2 separate regions of the Homo sapiens genome follow, and region 1 is linked to region 2. Evidence: chromatin loops called from intact Hi-C (ENCODE). Cell type or tissue: Caco-2. All regions are shown on one strand. Each heading gives the region's core, and the rest is flanking DNA. Links, peaks and the distances in the headings are about the cores only. Region 1 overlaps MAST4 (microtubule associated serine/threonine kinase family member 4). Region 2 overlaps LOC124900988 (a long non-coding RNA gene).

Region 1 (11,832 bases), core at 1,299-9,298, 490 kb after region 2:
TGGAGTGCAGTAGCACAGTCTTGGCTCACTGCAACCTCTGTCTTCTGGGTTCAGGCGATTCTCCTGCCTCAGCCTCCCGAGTAGCTGGGATTACAGGAGTACACCACCACGCCTGACTAATTTTTGCATTTTTGGTAGAGACGGCGTTTTGCCACGTTGGCCGGGCTCGTCACGGACTCCTGACCTCAGGTGATACGCCTGCTTTGGCCTCCCAAAGTGCTGGGATTACAGGCATTAGCCACCATGTCCAGCCATTCTTAAGTAATCTATCTTCTTACTAGTACTAACAGTCACATACCAAGAAACAGAAACTGACTTATTCATTGATGAAATGCATGTCACCTGACCTAAGATATTTGGGAAGAGGTTGCAGTAAGAACTATTAATAGAAAACATGAGAAGAGTACCTCCCAAAATCTATCAGATGACATTGTTATCAAGGAATCACTTAAATTATTAGCTTGTTTACCTGCAGGTTTTTATGTTTATAGTGTTTGCTTAATATAACTCTGGGGAAAATGCTGAAATACCATGTAGAAAAAACTTATAATAGTACCTGGCATATAACAAGTCACAAATGTTAGCAATATTATTATTTCTGTTGTTGTTATTGTATTGTAGGTAAGCTTGGGCACAGAAGCCAGAATGTGATTAGTCATTTACTACTAGATAGTGAAGGTTTAAAATTTAACCCTTATCTTTCCCTTTCCCTTCAGAGAGTTCATTAGTTCCTAATTATAGTCTACAGAAAACTATTTGCCCCTCACCTTCTGTTGTATTAAGAGCAGCAGCCAGAGGAGAGCTGCCAGACAGACGACCATCTTGATTTCTTTATTAATCTGCTGCCATGTGCCCAGATTTGGATGCCATATCACTTATTTTGACGTGTCACTCAAGTACATGTTAGTGACCTTTCCTGCTTTTGGTACCACTTGTCGAACCACACAGCTAAAGGGGCATTAAAGTTGATCTGTTTCGTGTTTCTGCCTCATTTAGATTGGATTATATCAAAATTATCTCTGCCGATTACAACTAATAGACCTGAGAGAGAATTGTGCTGAAGAAGTGGGAATGTACACCTTGTATAATTTTTTCTTTTTCCTTCTTCTCTTCAGCTTTCTCTTTTCCTTGTCTTCAAACAAATTGACATTTGCGGAGGTGCGTTGTGCAGTAGAACATTCCTCATGCTGATGATCCTCTCCTCCTGGCCTCTCTGTCTACCCCTTGCCCCTGTCGTAGAGCTGTAAGCCATCCTTCCCCCGACTCCGCCTGACATGTATCATGGCACACCTTCGTTTTTGTTCTTTGTGTTTATGTCGAATACCTCCCTGCTAGACTGCAAGCCCCTTGAGGGCAGAATTCTTGTCTGATTTTTACTTTCTACTTTTCACTGCTCTCAGGACAATGCCTTGCACATAGAAAGCATTCAGTAAATAATGTTGAAGGAATAAATAATTATTTATGGAAAAGTGACTTTTTTTTTTAGTTGCAGGTTGAGCACGATGGTGTGATTCTTCATGCTGTAATGGGTGACCTAATAAGACCATCCATCTAAAATCTCTATGGCTTTGCTGTCCAGTGTGCATCTTACAGTTGTGATTGGCCTTAAAGTCTATGATACAGGCTAAATCCCATTGAGTTTCACATCAGCCACTCAAAAAATATGGTGACAAAATTTGTGAAGAGATTATTAGTGTCTACATTCAAGGAAATTTCATTAGTCTGCTTTTAAGCAATCATATAGTCACATTTGTTTATATATTTTGATTCATTGACTAAGTTGAAGTGATGTGTGTGTTCAAGTATGGGGGGGATTGGAAAAACAAGGAACCAAATTGGTTTATGTCCAGATGATAGCATTATACTCAATATAACAGTTCCGTGCCCAATTGCAACAAAATACATTTCAGAAAAGTATAGGCCCTCAACGTGAGAGGTATTAATATGTTAGTAAGATATAAATGAAGGCCCTGAGGTTTGGTAGGTATGAATTTTAGTAAATGCATGACCTTTAGTGATTTAAATGCCATAGGCAAGCTTGAAGGTATTGCTAACTACCTTCTCAAGGAGGAGATTAATTCCTAGCCTGAAGTATCTAGTTTTCCTTGGCTATGCTAAATATAGTTGTGTTCCCTTTCCCAGACACATTGGGCATTTCAGATAAATGGCATGTTGCCAGTTCATCCTAAGTAGCCTGGTAGCTGGCAGAATACATGCTCAGCCAGTGTCCGCCTGCTGGGACACCAGCCGGGAGTGCTGATGAAGTGTCAGATGTATACTTCATATACATTAATCTGAAGAGGGGAAAACTCATTTTCCCATTTGCTTCTTCCATCTTTCTGTCCCTCCCCACACACATGGGTAGTTTATCACAGAAGTCATAGTCGTCAAAAGCCAGGGGATTTATACAGATGCTGCTTTCTGGCAAGAAAGATGGAAATTTCAGGAGGCAAAAGCAGGACCAGTGGCAACTTATTTCTTTGTAGGAAAATAAGGGTGTAAGCCTTGATGATGGAAGTTTAAAATGGCTACGTGGCCATCATCAGAAATATTCACTCCATTTGTACTTGGGAGTAATAGATAGATGGCAGAAGCACCATGAACATTAGTTTCTGGTATTTTTCTCCAATTTTCTGGTTGGTTGGAATCCTGTGCCTCATCTTTTTTGTGTGAAGGTTTCATTCACATTCTTCCCATTGAGGTTTTCCTTGACCATCCTGTTTCAAACTGTTCCCTATATTGCTTGCCACATATTTCATTTCCTTCATTCATTTTTCGCCATAGCTTATCACTGTCCAGTATACCATATCGTTTGCTTATTTTATTATATATCTCTTACTACTCTAATGTAAATTTCATGAAGGCAGAGATAATTCTGTTTTCCAAGCTGTCTCCTCAGTGCCTAGAATAGTGCCTGGCACATAGTAGGGTGCTCAGTGAACTTGTTGAATGCATAAACATATGTCTCCTTTCTGTACATTTTCAGTGCTCTAGAACAGACTCTTGTATATTTATGGTTTTGTTTTTAATCTGTGATAAATTTTTTGCTTACATTATGTAGCCTTACTAAGAAGCTATTCTTCAAGCCAGAGAGAAATTAGTTATGGAAACCTTATTCAGGAATTAAGCTGTAATCATTCAGTTAGAAAATGAGAATGAAAGGGAAAAGCAGAGTGGTTGAGAGCATGGGGTGCCTGAGCTCAACTCCAGCTTCTGCCATTTATTAGCCTCAGTTAGGGCTGACTGTGTAGACTTCAGCTTCTTCCTTTGTGTAGTGGGGCTAATGGTTGTAATAACCTCAGAAGGTTATTGTGAGGATTAAATGAATGAACTCTTGTACAGTACTTTGCATAGTGCCTGTCACTCAAGAAATGCTGTCATCAATGTTCTTGGGGTTGGTAGAAAAAGTGTTTCTTGGAGATTGTGAGGTAGCTTTAGGTGGGATGGTATTATCCAGAATGGAAGAAAACAAGCACTTTTCCCTTAGATCATTTGAATTGAGGTAGGAATTTAACCTTTTTGTCCTTACTTGCATGATGTGGGAGTAGCTTGTTTCTTTCTTTCTTATCTTTACTCAAAATGTGCCAACCAAACTGAAAAATATCTTTCTAGAATTCTTAACTTTTTTGAAGGGACAAGGTGCTTTCAAATGCTATATTTTAACTTTTAAATATTAGGTTAAGTGGCTTAATTTTATGTTTCTTTAGTGGCTGTCTTTTGACATCGTATACGTTTCTTTCAATGGAGAAATTACATTTCATGATGTTCTATAAATATTAAAACCAAACTATTTAAACTGTAATATATTCAAAGAGCCTTGATGAATATTCATCTTTTCCATTTGCAAAAAAGAAATGCATTATAAGAAGTCAGGGAAAATTTACTAAATGTATGCAAAAGTGTATTTTTCCTTTTTAATTCATTCAGAATGTAGAGACATAATGTCAGCATTTATTTAGGGTACAGACTTTATTTGCAGTCATTTAGTATTATATCAATACTTCATTAGCCTTATAGCTCAAAACCAAAAACCTGATCCGAAGTCTAATTAGTTAACTCTGAGAGAGTATCTGTTAAATATTGATGTAGGAACAATTTGAATGCCCTTGAATAAATTGCTTAACCAAAGTTGTAGAATTCATCTATGAATTAACATTTCTCTATTGCCATTATGACTCAATTTAAAGGCTGCATAATATTCCAGTATGTGGATTTATCATAATTTACTAAACTGTTCCCTTTATGTTATTTCCAGGTTTTTCCTACTGCAAATAATGGTGGTGAGTGGATTTTAAATAAGTCCTTATTCACCTCTAATGATTTCTTCAGGTAGATTCTTGGAGTGGGATTACTGGGGCAAAGAATATAAGCATTGTTGACATTCTCCATAGCTCTTGCTAAGCTGTTTCTAGGAATGCCGTACAAATTTATACTTTTAGATTGGTAAAGTGCATCTCACTATACCCTGGTCAGCAGTCAATAGTGTTATCTTTAAAACTTAGTTGGTTTGGTTATAAAATTATTCTTTTAAATTTATGCTTTAGTGAAATCAATATGGTTATTGGACCTGTTGAACTCTCATGCTAAAGTCAGTAGATAAAGCGAATGTGAAATTAGGATTATCTGTGCTGCCTCCTATAACATCTTTCCTTTATTCCCTAAATCAGCTTACCAAACCAACTGTTGGTAACCTGTATTGCTCTTGGGATACAGGAACTGCTGAGTGTGATTACAGTGTGTGTAGCTGAAGGCATTATTCCACAGCTCAGAATTTTTTTTCATCTGGAAAGTAGTAATCTCAATTGTGAAATAGTGCCTTCAGCTGTGGACATTATAATCAGAGTCTCTGGAGTGCTTGTATTCGAGGAGTAATACATCTCATAGTTATTACCCTCTGAGCTAGGTTCTGTTTATAGTGAAGGGATGAATTTTCATAACTCAGTGCTGAAATAGCAGTAGGGAGCCCTGAGCAGATTATTATAGGTCAGGCCTAATCCATGAAGATAAATCTCATTATAGGCTCACCTGAGCCCATCCACAGAGTAGCTGGTTTAACATGAGTCTGTAAATCAAAGATCAGCTTAAAATGAAGTGTAAAATCCTCTCTGTAATCCAACTGCTATCTCTGTGAAAAGATATTCTAAATGTGTATTCTGATTGTAAACATGGCTGGCTGCCCAATGGGTAATTAGTAGGCATGTGAAGGGTATTGCGATTCGGTCTAAGAACGAGTGAAGAACTACATATTTGAGGGAGAAGTTTATTTTTCCTAAAATGAAATTCCACTCAGCGCAGTCACTTAAAATGTCCCCATGTCTTAGTTTTTTTCTTCTTTTCATTTTGCAGAGGTTAAAAAATGTTCATTACCTTCTTTAGGTGTTGTCCTTCCTGGAAAGGATTGGGCACCAGCTGGAGCAGCTCTCTGCATGGGTCTCTGCGTGGGTGTGCCTGGAAAGACCAGTCAAGTGTGACTTCCTGTTATCAAAGGTCCATTTGACAGTGAGGCGAATGGTGTCCATATACATTATGTGGGATTTAAATAATAGAAACACATGCCCTCTTTTAATTGTTTACCATCACAGAGGGGAGCAAAACAAATTTGGAACAGCAATACTACACATATATGTACGTAGATCTCTGCATGTTAGAGCTTATTTATTACCTGTTTACCCAACTGGTGTGCCAACCATTTAGGAGGTCGACAGCTTGTCCACCAAGTATGAAGAGATGATCCATAGGGTGGTAAATGCCTGCACCTAGCTGTCCTATTCCTTACTGTATCTGTAGCACCAAGGACAGTGCCTGGTCTGTGGTTAGTACTTAGAAAATAGTTGTTTATGAAAGGAACACTGAGGAGATCTTAATTCTGTTTCTGTCATTTTCAGAGGCTCCTGGTGCCCAGACTAGCTAAATGGTTAGGCTGTTCAGGATTTTACTGGTTTCCGTGTCTGAGGAAATGATTAAAATAATGTGGCAAAGTAGTGACGGCCACTGTTATGGAAATGCCCACTGGTGTGGACAGGTTCCCCTCTGGTGGACTGCTGGGGTGGCACAGCTTGTCCTTCTGGCATCCTATTTCCTCCTTTGTTAAAATACCAGCATTGACGTGTTTGCTATCTTATTCTCAAAAGAAACCAAGAAACCCATAATAATTAGATAGCGGTTTGTTGGGGGAAAGATTTTGGGATGTAGCATTTCCTGTCTTGGGAAAAATGAAAAATTATCCTTTTACTTCAGAGACTTCTTAGGAAATCCCTGGTTATTGTGGCTCTGGGAAAACATGCCTCATTATGTTTCCTATCTTGCTTTTTCTAGATATAGTTTTGTGGTTAGTATAATGAGTAGTAGTGGTAATTATACTTATTCCGGGTTCATTGGCACCTGAAGCTTCAGTCTACTCTGGGATTCTGAATCAGTGTGTTCCCCAGGATGCTTATTGATCAGTTAATTGGCTATTAATGGATTCCCTCTTATTTGACTAGTATGAAAATCTGTGCGAAACGTGGTCTTGCTTTTAAGGAGCCTATAAACTAGTTGCAAGAAGACTTTTGGGAAATCCAAGATCAAGGTGGAAGCTAACAACATGCTGGAGAGTTTGCAGCCATGAGAATTCATAGAAGCAGAAGAAAGACTTGACCTGCAGGTGTCTGGGAAAACTTTGCAACTTGAACTGAATGTTAAACGTTGAGTAGGTTTTGGTTAGGCAAGCTTCAAGGCCAAGTGGAAATTGCATACAGTGTGATGGGTGGGGAGTGGTAGATAAAGGTGGACAGTGCAGTGGACAATAATGTTTCTTCTTAATGTGATATTTCTAGGATAGTTGAGAAGGCAGAGGAACCACCTGAAAACTCAGAGGCTCATGTGTATCAGTGATGATGAAATGAGTTCTGACTTAATCTGCACCCTAGAATACCACCACCACCACTCATGGTGATGCCATATAAGGTGGATGGTGAGCCTTCACTTCATTTTCCTAAGTTAAGCTAGTCTTTTTAATTTAGGAAATCTCCAAGGTGGAAAGCATGGTATTTTCCGGTACTTTAGCCAAAAGGAAGTAAGTCTGTGCATTTGTTAGATTCAGTGGCTACATATTCATCATGACCTACTGGACTGTGAGATCTTTGTGATCTGACACTGGTAATTTGTTTTTAAGTGAAATGTGGAGTAGTGTGGTAATGTCCAATTTAGTTACTTGGGATCTACTAAATCTTTTATTGTTCAGGGTACATCAGCTTCCATTAAAAAAAGTCTTCAATAATGAGTGCTAAGTAGTGGCAGGCATTTTTACAAATAATATGTAGAGGCATAAAGCCCTTGCTCAAGTTTTGATAATTCTGATCCCATACTAGGACTGGCTGTCATTCCAAGCCCTAGTGCTTCTACAGGTTTGTTTCCTCAGATCCCAGACTTCTGTTCCTCCTGTCTGTCATTTACTTATTTGTCTCTGAATCTTTGTTTCCAAGATGATTCACCAACAAAACTTGAATTCTTCTCTGGATGGCGTATGTTCTAGACAGTCTAAGAATTGAAGGTACATTACTGTTTTCACAGTAGAATTCTGTATTTAGTGAGTAATAATTGGGTTCTAGTATGTCACGGATGAATCTGTAACCCTAAGAAAACAGGCGTATACATTTATCATTCTTTTCATAAGAATTAATGCCTGTTCTAGTACTCTTAAGTATGAAATATCTCTTCATTGCCTGTAACCAACTTGTTTTCCTTTGATTAGAGATGCATCCTGCCTTGTTTATATGGGTGCTTAGTTAGGTTTGTACGGGTATTTCTTTCCTTGTTTGTATAAGTGTAAGTTGACATTTTTCCCCCTTTGGTTCCTAAATACAGTGATGAAGTTTAGCTTTATAAATAATGTTGAACAAGTGATACTTTGTACCCCCTTTTTATAAAGCTCTGATTTTAAAGTCATCAGTTAAACTTTTAAAAACCTCCGAGTTTTGTTCCTGTTTTCTGGACACATTCATCTCCTTGACAGATTCACATGATGGAGGGTTGAGGTTTCTCATCTTTATGTGCTTCTGGAGTTTGTCAGAATAATGGGTGGTAGTAAACCACCTGCCATTCGTTCCTCCGACCTCGGACTCCTCTTCCCAGGCTCTTCCTTATTCTGGAAAGAAAACTCTTCTCTATGTAACTCTCTTCTCTGCCTGGACAATACCTGTCTGTACTTTAGTGTACACACTGCCTCTTCCTTGCCCTCTTTACCCACCCTCACCCCAATCCAGGTTACATGACCCTCCTTGGAATAGTGCATATCGGAACCAAAGCATTTATTATATAATTAAGTAGGACTGGAAGCATCTCTTCCTGCCTTCTCCCCCTTCTCTCCTCATCCCCAAAATGGCCTGAATGCCTAAAGAGCTCAGGAAAATGAGCTGTAGCTGTTGAAGATGTGAACCTAGGATATTTCCTTGGGTGGGTTCTTTTAAATGACACCAGATGAAATATCATGGACTTATATTTGGTTGTGCCTATAGCACCTCTACATTTTAACTGAACTTTGAGAGCTCTGCTTTTGAATATGAACCCTGTTATTGGAGAATTTCTTGGATGGAACAGATAGACCTTGGCTCACCCCTTTCCCATTGTCCAGAGGGATCATGCTCTGCTGTGGCCCTAACCTGAATTGTGATCAGTTGTGTAAGTACTTGATTTAGAATTTAATTGTTATAGGCAGTTTAGAGTAATGTTTAAGAGCATGGGCTCCAGTGCCTGGCTGCCTGGGTTGGAGTCTTGACCTTACCACTTACTAGATATGTGACCTTGACCAAGGAACATAACCTTCCTGTGCATCTGGAAAATGGGAATATTAATAGTACCTATCTCATGTCATTGTTGCTGGAGTCAAGTGAGGTCATACAACTGAGGATATCCACTTGGAACACATAAGAACACAATAAATATTAACTATTATTGTCATCTTGGACAAGAGGAGCTGATGTATTATTAGATTATGGAATTTAAGTTTCATTAAATGTACATCCCAAGTTTATGATTTATAGAACTGATTAAGCTGGCCTTGTGACGATAAGCTTTTCTATGATTCTTTTCAGATAACTGCAGATTTGCCATGTTTTCTGCAGGATAACTTGTCAGACATAAGGCTTGTTTGAAATTAGAAGTTATGGGGGAAGGATAATATAACATCTTTGACATGAGTAGAGTTTAAGAGATGATGCCTTTAAAAAATAAAAAGGCATTCTTTTAGTTACATTTTGGTAGATGGGATAAAGAAAATGTGGGTGCAGATACATCATGGAATATTATGCAGCCATAGCAATGAACAAGATCATGTCCTTTGCAGAAACATGGATGGAGCTGGAGGCCATTATCCTCAGCAAATTATCACAGGAACAGAAAACCAAATACTGTATGTTCTAACTTATAAGTGGGAGCTAAATGATGAGAACACGTGGGCACAAAGTTGGGAACACCAGACACTGGGGCCTGCTTGAGGGTGGAGGGTGGGAGGAGGGAGAGGATCAGGAAAAATAACTAATGGGTACTGGGATTAATACCTGGGTGATGAAATAATCTGTACAACAAACCCCCATGACACAGGTTTACCTATGTAACAAACCTGCATTTGTACCCCTGAACTTAAAAGTTAAAAAACACTACATAAATAAATAAAAAGACCACTAGAAAAAAGAAACCCAACTCATTTCTTTTCATTCTTCTCATTGGATTACACAGAAGATTACACAAAAGATAAGGATCCTGCTCTTCATGAATCTTCTTTTTGTATAAAAAATATGAGTTGTAGGTGTCACCATATACAACAAAAATGTGACTTGAACAGATGTCTTGCTTTCTTTTGAATTAACATTTTGTATACTACTACCACACTACCTGTATATTTGGATCTTTAGAAGATTAACAGGTTTTTACTGAAAGTATTATTAATATTCCCATCTTTTTTTGCCTTTGTCAAATTTGGCTATCATTTGCCCAGGTGTAACAAAGTTAGAAGATGCCTTTTGGGCCTCTAACATTTTTCCTGGCTCAGCCCATCAGTAAAAACATTTTTTAGTAAGCATCCCTAATATGTAAATGTATTTTAAAGTGATTGTTATGTGCTTAGAGGAGGTTCTGAAAGAATTTTAACAGGCCTGTGTATCTCCACTAGGAAACCGTTAGAGAGGACATTTACTGTAGAATTTCAGAAGGGACCTGGAGGCAAATTCGGTTGCCACCATCACCGAGAGGATTGGAGAATCCTGGGGTAGGTGATAGGGAGGTTAGGGTGTACTTGGAGTGTTTGCGGCTGTGACTATCAGCCAACCTGTAAGGAAGTGTGTTAGCCATCAGTACTGGTACATACCAGCTATCAGCTTCAATATCAACATATGAAATGTTCTAAAACCAGTAAGAAGAGATGTTAAAAAATGAAAACTGATGTTCTAACATTTGTTTTCTAAACCCCAGTTGATTATATTGTGCACCACTGGGGTGCTCATACCCCGATTTTTAGACCCGTGGAATAAACTACAAGATCTGCTTTTTAAATCATCTGGAATAGAGCTTTACTGGTTAAAAAGAGTTTTAAATATTCAGTGAGGCTGCCTGTCTTTTCTTTTTGGAAAGGTTTATTTTATTTTTAAGTGGAAAAAATAGCAGATCTTTGTTACACATGTCATTAACTGCCACTAAATTGACACAAGTGTTGACAGCTATTGTGAGAACTATTTCAAAGCTAATTATGTTAATTAGAATGTAACATACCAGTAATTGCATGTATTCAAACATCATACCATCACTTTTTGTGTTTTCTTTTCCAGATGTAAGACATTCATTTGTTGCTTGAAAAGCTGCAGAATTTATAACTAAGATAACAAATAATTGTCAGCAAATAAAATTGGTTCCTTAGAAATATACTGTAATTGGTTAGCTATGTAAAAGACAGAAACAAATGTTAGCATGTTAAGAATATAAATTAAGAACATTGCTTATGAAATCCTTAGTTTTGGGCTTTTCATTTAAATAAGCCCTCTTATCGCAATTAATATTATTGTTTGGTTTATGATCCTTAAAAATATATTCCCTTTCAGCATTTCTTGGGGTTCTAATTTAGCTTTCTTATACATGTTAGATGATTTGCAATTTAGATTTTAATTTGATTTCTATTCTTTCAAATATCATTTTTCTTGTATTTCATTTTTATTTAAAGCATGATTCTCTCTGTATTCATGGAAGCTGGGCATAAACAAACTGCTAGAAAAATCAAGCTATTAAGTGAGCTGAGAACATAAAACATTTTAATAGGAATTTCATATAACTAAACTAAGTATTTGAGAGCCCAACCAGAGAATTATGGCTCTTTGAAAACAAACTTTATGGGACTTAGTGTTCTTAGTCTACCCTCTATTACAGTTCTTAAAAAAACTATAGCATTTCTATCGTTGACTTTAAATCTTTGTCACTTCTTGCATATGTAAAGGGTTAAATGTGTCTCTGCTTAATGACTTGGGGGCCATATCTGTTTGAAGACTGAGTTTTGGTCTCTGTAGGTCTTTAGAGTTTAGAGTCTATTTTTTTCTATTGAGAGTCTTAGTGTGAGTGTCTCTCTTCTAATTTGGGAGTGTGGAGGATTGTTTTATTTTTCCAGTTGTGATCCTCATAAATCACCCCAACACTTTCAGCGTCATGACCTTAATTCTCTAGGACATGCAATATACCTTTCCCAATTAAGTGGACTCATGGTCTGGCTCAAGAGTGATATTCTCAGAATGGAAGAGCACTTCTTCCTGACCCCTCTTAGAATGACCACTGTGTAATTCTGCTTGCCTACTTTTCTGCTAAGATTTTTATTCA
Region 2 (11,832 bases), core at 2,236-10,235:
GTGGGGAGGAGTGGGATTCTTCCATGGAGGCAGGTTCTGGAACCCTCAAAGCAGCACATTCGCAAGCCCGACGTATAATTTGGAGCTTCCATGTATGCTCTTGACATCTTTCCAAACGAGGTCTGGTAAACTTCTCCAGGATGTTCTTCCTTATTCCTTGAAAGGTGGTTGATATAGTTTGGCTGCCTCTTCACCCAAATCTCATCTTTAATTTTAATGCTCATAATCCTTATGTGTCGAATGAGGGAACTAGTGGCAGGTGATTAGATCATGGGGGCAGTTCCCCCATGCTGTTCTCCTGATAGTGAGTGAGTTCTCATGAGATCTGACGGCGTTATAAGGCAGTTTTCCCTGCTCTTGCTTGCTCTCTCTCAACTTCCGCCACGTAAGACGTGCCTACTTCACCTTCTGCCATGATTGTAAGTTTCCTGAGGTCTCCCCAGCCACGCAGAACTCTGAGTCAATTAAACCTCCTTTCTTTATAAATTACCCAGTCTCAGGTATGTCTTTAAAGCAGTGTGAACAAGACTAATACAGTGGTCTCAGGAAGATGAGGAGAAAAGACAGGAACTCTGTTAGCATAGTAATACTTTGTGCTTTTGTGGCAAGCATGGTAAATAGTAACAAGAGGAACATTTATTTGATTTGTTTGCTGGGGAGGCTCAAAAGAACCAACTAGTCCCTCTGGCTTCATTGAGGGGGTCCACTCGGGAGGCATCAGGAGATTGGTTAAAAACACTGAGGGGGCTGGGCACGGTGGCTTACACCTGTAATCCCAGCACTTTGGGAGGCCGAGGTGGGTAGATCACCTGTGGTCAGGAGTTCATGACCAGCCTGGGCAGCACGGCAAAACTCTGTCTCTACAAAAATGTTAAAATTAGCCTGGCATGGTGGCGCATGCCTGTAGTCCCAGCTACTCCAGAGGCTGAGGCATGAGAATCGCTTGAACTCTGGAGGTGGAGGTTGCAATGAGCTGAGATCTCACCACTGCACTCCAGCCTGGGTGACACAGAGAGACTCCATCTCAAACAAACAAACAAACAAACAAGCAAAAAACATAAAAAGGTGGGGGGTTGGGTAATGGGGAGAAAATGGAAGGAAGAACAAAGCAAATGTAAGGAAGAAAGATGTGGCCTGTGTGTGAACTGGCAGGCAAGGCAAGGGGAAAAGGGACAAACTCCTGTGAGTTGTCCTTTGACTCCATGTGAATGTGAGACCACCAAACAGTAAGTGATGGACTGTGGTATCTTGCCCTTGCAGGGGTTATCTGTATAATCTGACTCTTGCCTCCTTATACTTCTCTGAGCTCCTCTATTGGATTATAGGAGTTTCTTGAACAAATACATGAAATAATCTTGAACATTACACACCTTTGTTATTCTCAAAGGCATCATGTGTTCCATATGACCTTGACCTTGGTGGCAGGGGCAGAAAAGCTCCACACTCAGCCTTCCATGCTCTCTTCTCTTCCCTGGGGGCTTGAAATCTGCAAACCACCCTCCCTTCCTGTTAGGTCTGCCAGTGCTCCCACAGTGGAGGGCATTCACTGGGAGCAGGTGGGGAGACTTAGGGAGGCCGCTGGCAGCAGTGAGTGGCTAAGGGCGGCCGTGGGCAACTGCATCATGGCGGCTTTGGTGGCACCAGCGGGCCTGTAGGCTCCTTGGTTCCCCATGGGCAGCAGCAGTGCCTTCTCCAGCAGGAGCGCCACGTGCAAGTTCTTGTCCACAGGCAGCAGCCGCTTGCAGACGGTTGGGTAACCCCCTTCGCCTTGGTGCTCCTATGCCCAAACCAAATCTTTTCTTTCTCGTATGTTCTTCCAGGCCTTCTACCACTTCTATAACTAAGCGTCTGTTTACATCCTTTTCTCATCAAAATATCCCCAGGGGTTTCATTTTCCTGAGCGAACACCGAACACCGACCCAGCCAGCAATCTTGCCCAAGTCTAAGATCATTCCCAAAGGGGGCCCAGACTTGCCTGTTTGTGTTCTCTTAGCTTTCAGGTTCAGTGTGACAGCTTTGTGGAGCCTCGCACCTATGGTTAAGAATTGTTAACATCATTGTCTTTTTTTTTTTTTAAAGGCAACCAACCAGGGGACTGATGGACATATCAATATACTGTAGTGACTAAAGCTAGGGAAGAAATTATAGGACAATGTACAGTGATAGAAATTTGAAGCTGAACTCCTCTTGACAGCCTCTGCCCTTCTACTCATCAGGATGTTAGCTGTTACACAAGCTTTGTCAAAAGGTGACAGAATTGTCAGTCAATGTTATGTGATGAACTTGGGCTGACACTGGTTGCTCTACTGATTTTTCTTAAGCTATACCACAGCAGGTCCTCAGATAATGTCATTTCATTCAGCATCATTTTGTTATAACATTGATGAGAAAAAAAATTGCTTCCCAGCTGGGGCCATTGTCTATGTGGAGTTTGCATGGTCCCCCATGTCTGTGTGGGTTTTCTCTGTGTACTCTGGTTTCTTCCCACATCATGAAGATGTGTGCATTAGGTGCATCGGCATGTCTAAATAATCTCATCTGGAGTGAGTGTGGGTGTGTGTCAGTGCACCCTGTGATGGGATGATGTCCTGGCCAGGGCTGGTTCCAATCTTGCAGCCTGAGCTGTTAGGATAGGTTCTGACCACCCGTAACCCTGAAGTGGTATAAGTGGGTGAATAATTATCTTACTCGTTTTTATTAATATTTTTTTGGATGGAGTTTCACTCTTGTCACCCAGGCTGAAGTGCAGTGGCACGATCTTGGCTCACTGCAACCTCCACTTCCCGGGTTCAAGCAATTCTCCTGCCAGCCTCCCGAGTACTGGGACTACAGGTGCACACCACCACGCCCGGCTAATTTTTGTATGTTTGGTAGAGACAGGGTTTCACCACGTTGGCCAGGCTGGTCTCAAACTCCTGACTTCAAGTGATCCGCCTGCCTCGGCCTCCCAAAGTGCTGGGATTACAGGCATGAGCCACCGCTCCCGGCCTATTAATATTTCTTAAATGGATGTATAGCTCACATTTATTTCAATGTTTAACACTGGAAATGTTTTGGTCTTTGTTTAGAAGTTTGGTGACGTTTTTGCAACCAGAAATATGCCATAGGAATTTAACTCTTGTCTATACCAAATAGCCAATGGAAAGTTGTTATCTTTTTTTTTCTTTTTTCTTTTTGGTGCTGGTTGTTTTTGTTTTGTTTTGTTTTGTTTAGAGACGAGGTCTCGGTCTGTGGCCCAGGCTGGACTGCAGTGGCATGATCATAACGCACTGTAACCTCAAACTTTTGGGCTTCAGCAATCCTCTCGTCTCAGCCTCCCAAGTGGCTGGGAGGACAGGCATGTGCCACCATGCCTAGCTGATTAATTTTTTTTTGGTAGAAGTAGGGTCTTGCTATATTGCCCAGGCTGGTCTTGAACTCCTGTTCCCAAGCCATCCTCCTGTGTTGGCCTCCCAAACCACTAGGGTTATAGGCAAGATTGGTTTTATTTTAAGTTGCAGTTTCCAAGAACCCACTGATGACGTTAATTGAGGACTTACTACATATTTCACAAAGGGGATGGGTGATATGAATATGATTTACTTTTAGAGAATGAAGCAGGGCATGAGTGATTAAGTGATATTTTTCACATACATATTTATTTATGTATATTATTTTGAATATATGTTTCAGGTGAGATGATTTTAATTATGAGTAAGAATAATGGCATAAAGACCTCCAAAGGACTTAAGCAAAAAGAGGATTTATTGGGCTCACATGATGAGAAGTCCAGAGATGGGTAGGCATCAGTGCTGGCTTAATCCAGGGGCTCTTGCCCCATTTTCCTAAGATGTTCTTGGCTCTGCTGGCTTCTTCTTCCTGGGCTTGTAGCAATGTCTAGAGAAAGAGTTCAAGGGTTGTTTCTTCAAGCTTGAGAAGCCCTCAGAAAATCTTTTCTCATGTCTCCTAGGTCCAAGTTCAGTCATATGCTCATCTGGAACCAATTACTGGGAAGGCATTGGAATGGCATTACCTTTGGAACATTCTGGAACTGGGAATGAGATTAGTTTTCCCATATGGGCTGCATGGAGGAGGATGTTTCCCTGAAGGAAATAAGGGTTTGGTTGGGGAAAAAGAAGATAAAAAGGGGAACCTGGATAATTAAGGCTGCGGAAGAGCAAAGTCCCTTTGCTCTTCTGACTCCAAAAAGCTCCCATATTATCTATGTAACTGATGGCTTATAATTTTTATTCATTCAACAAACATTTATTGAGCCGTTAAATATGTGCTGAGTACAATGCCAAATGCTAGAGATACAAAGAATAATGAAAATATTGTCTTATTCCCTCGGGGATTTTACAGTCTAGTGGAGGAGACATATCGGTGAAAAGATTATTATGAAAAATATATGAGACAGTTGTTGGATAGAGATAAAGTGAAGTGTTATGAAAACTCAGAGGAAGAAGCAACTAAATCCATGGGTAAGGGGGCTGAGGAGCAGAGGTCTGGGAAGATGGGGGAGGCCATTCCAGTCAGAGGGAACAGCATGTGCAAGGGCACAGAGGCATGGAAGAGGGTGGAATGTTCCAAAAAATAGGACTACCTGTGTGAGCATGACACAAGGTGAGCATGTGGGGAATGGTGAGAGATGAACCCTAGGATCCAGGTTATAAAGAGACTTGGACTTCATCCTGTACATGATGGGGAGGGGAAACTTAGCAGGTAGGGGGCCACAGAATAGGACTAGAAAGCGTGTTGTGGTTTCGGTGTGGACAATGAATTGTGGGAGGTAAGCCTGAAAGCAGGGAGATTATTTCAATGTCCAAGTGAGAAATAAGAGGCAGTGAGAAGCTGAACTGAGGGACAGAGGGACTGGAGCAGAGGGGACAAATCCAAGGGAAATTTAATGGGAAGAACCAGCTGGTTCTGGTAACTGCCTGAATCAGGGGAGAAGGAGGAGGTTGGGAGGGAGTTGAGAGAGAAGAAGGAATGACGTGAGTCCGGAATGCCTGCTTGAGTGGCCAGATGGTGATGGTGTTGGTAACTGAGGTGGGGACCCCAGGAGGAGGAGGAACAGGTCTGGGGGAAGAAGATGTGTTCAGCTGTGGACAATTGAGGACAAAATGCTGCAGCCATTGGTAGTCCTGGATGCCTCTAGGTGGCAGTTCAAGTGGCATCCAGAACTACCAGTCTGGAGATCAGGAGAGAGCTCTGGTAGCAAGCAGGGCAGGGTGGGATATTTGAAATAGAGGGCCAGGAAAGGCCATTATAAAAAGGGAACATTCAAACAGACACTTGAATGAAATTATGAAGCAAGCCATGCAAATATTTCACACAGGTAGCTAGCCAGCTCTCCAAGCTGCTCTTCCTAACGGCATTAGAGCCATGGAACGGAGTGTTGGTGGAAAGATGCTCACTGACCAGTAAAGGCATATCCTCCTCTCTCCTCCTCCAGGTCAATGGGGCAGGAGGCTGTTCATCTGTGAACTCCAGAGAGGCTACTGGCCTTGCTGTTGAGTGTGCGGAGGACTACAGGATTCCTCAGACTCCATCTATGCCCTCTTCTTCCCCCTTCCCGCCCCTGATTTTTGAATCCGGCATTAGAACCTCCCAGGGCTTCCCTTTAGGTCTTGACTGTAGCCTGTACCTAGCTGCAATGAGCTCCTCTTGGTGCAGATACTGCTTCTGAGCACTAGAGGGCTCTCCTGAGGACCCATCAGCCTGGATGAGATCCAGGAAAACGTGTCCTCTGAGGATGGTTTCTTGTAGGATTGTGGTACAATGGATTAAAGCAGGGGTGTCCACTCTTTTGGCTACCCTGGACCACATTGGAAGAAGAATAGTCTTGGGCCACACATAAAATAGCTAACGCTAACGATAGCCAATGAGCTAAAAAAAATTGCAAAAAAATCTCATAATGTTTTGAATTTGTGTTATCTCATAGGTTTATGAATTTGTGTTGGGCTGCATTCAAAGCCGTCCTGGGCCGCGGGTTGGACAAGCTTGTATTAAAGCATCATACAGCTTATGCAAGCTCAAATTATATTCTAATGTGGGCTTCAAAACCACCTTATCTGGTAAATGCAATGACTAAGACAAGAAACTCTCACGAAAGTCTTATTTCTTTTGTTGAATGAATGAATGATGAGTACTTTTGCAAAATTCCAGGAGAATTTCCAAAAAGGGATGTGAATAGGAAGTAAAGCAATTGCTGTTTTCCTATACTCAAGGCAAGCCCCAGCTGAGTGTTATTCCCTGATGACCCTTCCAGCTGTTACTACTGATTTGGGCGGAGACTTTTACTGGCTTCCTGATAACAAAGCCCTCATAGGAGGGAATCTCTCAACAGCAGAAGGCTGTGGCTACTGGAACGCTGAGTTCTCTCAGACACATTGAAAAAGTATTGTCTTGCTACAGTGAAGCCTTACCGTCATGGAATACACTAGACCGGTAAGATGGAGTTTATGCTAGCCAGGTCTGAATGGTACAGTACTAAAGAACAGCAAATTCATTAGGTAAAAAGGGAGAATGTCTACCTTTTTTGGATAAAAAGCATTTAAAAAATCTTATTATTTCAAAAGGGAACATGCTGTTTGTTCTTCAACGAGGTTATTCTTTAGTGTCATACCGTCTGCTAGGTTAGGTCTATACCAGGCAATACATCTTAGATTTTTGACCCACAAATGCCATATTCTTGCCGCTACAATTATCTACCGTGTCTAAAGGAAGTAGGTTTATGGTAAGCACCAATTTAAATAAAAATGAAAAATACAGCAGGCCTGAAGATATTCTGTTTTTTTTCTGTTAGTGCTGCTACCATATTCTGCGTTGGATGTGAGTTCTCAAGTTCTGGTCCATGGGGAATGGGCAAGTGAAGATGAGAATTGCAAAAAACTATACTCCGACCAATAGGCAAGTTTGGTGAATTCATTGTTTTGCCATCCTGAAAATAGTAGCCATGAAGGCTTTCATATCTGCCACCACTAGATGTCACTAGATATCAAGCTTCTTAGAACAACTGCGTTACAGGCTTGAACAACTGCTCCCCTCATTCTATTAATACAGTATTTTAAAACTGTATCTGTACTGTATACATTTTCCACATTGAATCTTGTGCATTTAATGTGACATTCATTCCTAGGAACCGAGCTTCATTCTGACCATAAGGCAGCTTACTTTTTGGATAGGAATAACTCCTCTAGCCTCTCCTTTATATGGCAAGTGAATTCAGATTTCCTTTGCTGTTAAAATATCCTGGTAAAGATGTGCATGATTCTGTTTTCACGTTGGCAAAATACTTGTCCTCTGATGGGTTTTGGCTGACTCAGTGCAACGTGACAAAAGTAGAAGCTTGATTGCCTTGCTTATGATTTAGGCTCCTCAGACAGTGTGATGCTTTCATAGAGGTCATTTTAGCCATCTGGGGCCTTCAGACAGGGCCACCATGTAAACCATCTGGGACGGGTGAAGAGCCTGTACTGGTTTAGAGACCTCTATAGAAAAGGTCTTTGCTAAAACAAAACCCTTTTCTTTGAAGCCCCTTAATCCCTTTATCTTTCTGCAGGCTTTCTTGTCATATTTTCTATGACAGCTCTCAGGGGACCAAAGCCAGCAGAATTTTCTCTGCCTTGGGAATATCTATCTCCATCAGTAATTCAGACAGTAGGAAGGAGAACTTGTCGTGTGTTCCCAAAGGGGCCCTTCAATTGTGCATTTGATGTTGACAACTTTCTTTGTCATGAAGAATGGAATTCAGGGCTGTGAGGATCCACAGTCTAATGCTAAAACTTTGGAGCTATATGAGGCTTCACAATTTCCAGAGCCCTTTCACATCTACCACCTCACTTTATTCTCACAACAATCTATTAAGGGAGGCAGGGTGGGTATTTTTATTTCCATTTCACAGGAGAGGAAACAGCAGCTCAGAGAAGTTAAATGGCTTGCCTAAGGGTCCCTCAGCTACAAAAGGTGGTGTCATGACCCCCCCTTGCATCTCCAGGCTCCCGGGCCTTGAGACCTCCCTCCCGCCATGACACCAAGCTGCTTCCTGTGGTGGAATTGTTAAGGGCCACAAGAAGTGGGCCTCTAGCAAGACTGCTTCCTCAAAGCTGGCAAAGGATCAGAAATCTGGGGTGGGAGAATTCAGAGCAAGAGCAGAGGAGTCCCTGGTCTCTCTGCTGCCAACTGCGCACCTTCTCAAGGTATCCAACCAAGGCAGACTAAATGATTCGGATAATTGCTTGAATGGCACTGCTTGCTGAAACTGTTATTTAAAAGATGTGAAAAAGATGGAAAGTACAGAGGAAGCCTATACAAATACCTCAACAATTGCAAGGCATTTTGGGTAGAAAAAGTGTTCAAGATATAAAGCTTGTTTCATTCAAAAAAGAATAATTGAGAAGGAGAATTTGAATATTGTTGTCAAGTCAAAACCCAGAACTTATCCTGGCCTTGGAGTGTAAGAGAAGATGGACAGGATGGAGTAGACTGAGGCAATGGGAACAACAGTACCAGGTGGGATGAATTGACTGCCTTCCCCAACCCTGAGAGTCAGGAATGGGTGGGGGAGAGTGCTGGGAGAATTCTTTTGTCAATATCAGGAGCTACTGTTTGACTGAACTGTATCTATAAAGCATTTTGCTAACCTGATGAAAACCACTAGCTAATCACTAAAATAACCTGTTAATCTGTTGAGTGGGATCCCTTTCCTGATGAATAGAGACTTTGAAAAATACTGCTTAATCAATGATGACGACTGAGCTAATTTTCCACCGCAGCCAGTATTTGACTGGATGGAGCTAAAATTTCCTACTTACCAGCCATGGCTGTTGGAAGTAAAGGCACCTGTCTGGTGTTATTTCTGAAAGAGGCCCTACCAGCAAAATCCGTGTTTGTGAACTCCTAGGTTCGTTTTGCAAGACTAGCCCTTCAGTTCTCATTAGAGCGAGTGGTTTTCAACTTTGGCTGCACCTGAAAATTGCTTGGTGAGCTTTTAAAAATTGCTGATACTTGGGCTTCATTCCTGGACGTTCAGATTTAACTGGTTTGGGGTAGAGCCCAGGCACTGGTATTTTTTTTTTTTTTGCCTTCTACCTATTTTTTTTTTATTATACTTTAAGTTCTAGGGTACAGGTTTGATACGTAGGTATACATGTAACATGTTGGTTTGCTGCACCCATCAACTCGTCATTTACATTAGGTATTTCTCCTAATGCTATCCCTCCCCCAGCCTCCCATCCCCCAACAGGCCCTGGTGTGTGATGTTCCCTGCCCTGTGTCCAAGTGATCTCATTGTTCAATTCCTACCTATGAGTGAGAATATGTAGTGTTTGGTTTTCTGTCCTTGTGATAGTTTGCTGAGAATGATGGTTTCCAGCTTCCTCCACGTCCCTGCAAAGGACATGAACTCATCCTTTTTTATGGCTGCATAGTATTCTGTGGTGTATATATGCCACATTTTCTTAATCCAATCTATCACTGATGGACATTTGGGTTGGTTCCAAGTCTTTGCTATTGTGAAGAGTGCTGCAATAAACATACGTGTGCATGTGTCTTTATAGTAGCATGATTTATATTCCTTTGGGTATATACCTAGTAATGGGATTGCTGGGTCAAATGGTATTTCTAGTTCTAGATCCTTGAGGGATCACCACACTGTCTTCCACAATGGTTGAACTAATTTGCACTCCCACCAACAGTGTAAAAGTGTTCCCATTTCTCCACATCCTCTCCAGCATCTGTTGTTTCCTGACTTTTTAATGATTGCCATTCTAACTGTTGTGAGATGGTATCTCATTGTGGTTTTGATTTGCATTTCTCTGATGACCAGTGATGATGAACATTTTTTCATGTATCTGTTGGCTGCATAGATGTCTTCTTTCGAGAAGTGTCTGTTCATATCCTTTGCCCACTTTTTGATGGGGTTGTTCGTTTTTTTCTTGTAAATTTGTTTGAGTTCTTTGTAGATTCTGGATATTAGCCCTGTGTCAGATGGGTAGGTTGCAAAAATTTTCTTCCATTCTGTAGGTTTTCTGTTCACTCTGATGGTAGTTTCTTTTGCTGTACAGAAGCTCTTTAGTTTAATTAGATCCCATTTATCTATTTTGACTTTTGTTGTCATTGCTTTCGGTGTTTTAGTCATGAAGTCTTTGCCCATGCCTATGTCCTAAATGGTATTGCCTAGGTTTTCTTCTAGGGTTTTTATGGTTTTAGGTCTAACATTTAAGTCTTTAATCCATCTTGAATTAATTTTAGTGTAAGGAAGGGATCCAGTTTCAGCTTTCTACACATGGCTAGCCAGTTTTCCCAGCACCATTTATTAAATAGGGAATTCTTTCTCCATTTCTTATTTTTGTCAGGTTTGTCAAAGATCAGATGGTTGTTAATGTTTGGTGTTATTTCTGAGGGCTCTGTTCTGTTCCATTGGTCTATATCTCTGTTTTGGTACCAGTACCATGCTGTTTTGGTTCCTGTAGCCTTGTAGTATAGTTTGAAGTCAGGTAGCGTGATGCCTACAGCTTTGTTCTTTTTGCTTAGGATTGTCTTGGCAATGGGGGCTCTTTTTTTGGTTCCATATGAACTTTAAAGTAGTTTTTTCCAGTTCTGTGAAGAAAGTCAATGGTAGCTTGATGGGGATGGCATTGAATCTATAAATTACCTTGGGCAGTATGGCCATATTCATGATACTGATTTTACCTATCCGTGAGCATGGAATATTCTTCCATTTGTTTGTGTCCTCTTTTATTTTGTTGAGTAATGGTTTGTATTTCTCCTTGAAGAGGTCCTTCACATCCCTTGTAAGTTGGATTCCTAGGTATTTTATTCACTTTGTAGCAATTATGAATGTGAGTTCACTCATGATTTGGCTCTCTGTTTCTGTTATTGGTGTATAGGAATGCTTGTGATTTTTGCACATTGATTTTGTATCCTGAGACTTTGCTGAAGTTGCTTATTAGCTTAAGGAGATTTTGGGCTGAGACAATGGGGTTTTCTAAATATATGTCATCTGCAAACAGGGACAATTTGGCTTCCTCTTTTCCTAATTGAATACCCTTTCTTTCTTTCTCTTGCCTGATTGCCCTGGCCAGAACTTCCAACACTATGTTGCATAGGAGTGGTAAGAGAGGGCATCCTTTTCTTGGGGCACTGGTATTTTTAATAAGCACCCCAGATGATCTAATGTGCAGTCAGGATTGAGAACCACTGCGCTGGGTGAGCTGCTTTAGAGGACGCCCTCCTCACAGGTGTGGGTAACAGAGAAGCCCAGTTAGCATGGCTTTCCACTCTAGTTTTCTGTTTCCATGAAAGAAGCTTATGCATATAACTTAGTGCAAACATCTACTAATCAATAATTATTTTATTTAAGAGCTAAATCACATTTTAGCCCCAAATTGAAATATTTACCATCACTAGATAGAATTTGCACCACAATTTAATCCAATGTTTCTCACTGTGTTTTTTGACTATTCCTATAAGAATCCTATCAGAATCTGAATGCTTATTAACATGCAGATTTCTGACCCCCATTCCAGACCTACTGAATCAAGTACCTGGATGGAAGCCCAGGAATCTGCATTATAGCAGTTGTTCCAGGAGAGTCAACAGTAATGCTTAACTGGTTTTCAGTTAATATTAACCCTGTTTGTCCTGAGGACAATAGTAAATCTTAGTTCTTTTAGTGTTTTCTTTTGTTTTTGCAATTACAAGACTTCTAGCTCTGTGGTCTCCACCATTTCTCCATCAGAACCATATCCTTTTTTTTTTTCCGTATAGACTGTTGACTACCGAGAGGGTGGCCTGATTTTAACCTTTCTGGCATCCTTAACCAACTAAAATGTCCCTTGTATCTTCTCT

What was found. Peaks named below come from ENCODE experiments on the same cell type or tissue, not always from the same donor. Only the 100,000 strongest peaks of a DNase experiment are listed, where the experiment ranks them.
Region 1: a loop joins it to region 2, with 18 times the contacts of the local background. A loop is called at or near these places in 4 of 110 quality-filtered maps.

Annotation. Positions count from the first base shown.
Region 1 is chr5:66,791,071-66,802,902 of GRCh38, forward strand. The region is part of intron 3 of MAST4 (microtubule associated serine/threonine kinase family member 4); the gene reads left to right. Among named protein-coding and RNA genes, the nearest start is that of MAST4, 200 kb to the left of the region's middle. In Caco-2, for the core only: a CTCF peak has its summit at 6,002 (motif pointing left); no DNase peak of the experiment used is centred there.
Region 2 is chr5:66,300,885-66,312,716 of GRCh38, forward strand. All of the region lies in intron 1 of LOC124900988 (a long non-coding RNA gene), which reads left to right. Among named protein-coding and RNA genes, the nearest start is that of LINC02065, 97 kb to the left of the region's middle. In Caco-2, for the core only: CTCF peaks have their summits at 5,685 (motif pointing right) and 6,974 (motif pointing right); a DNase peak (open chromatin) is centred at 5,667.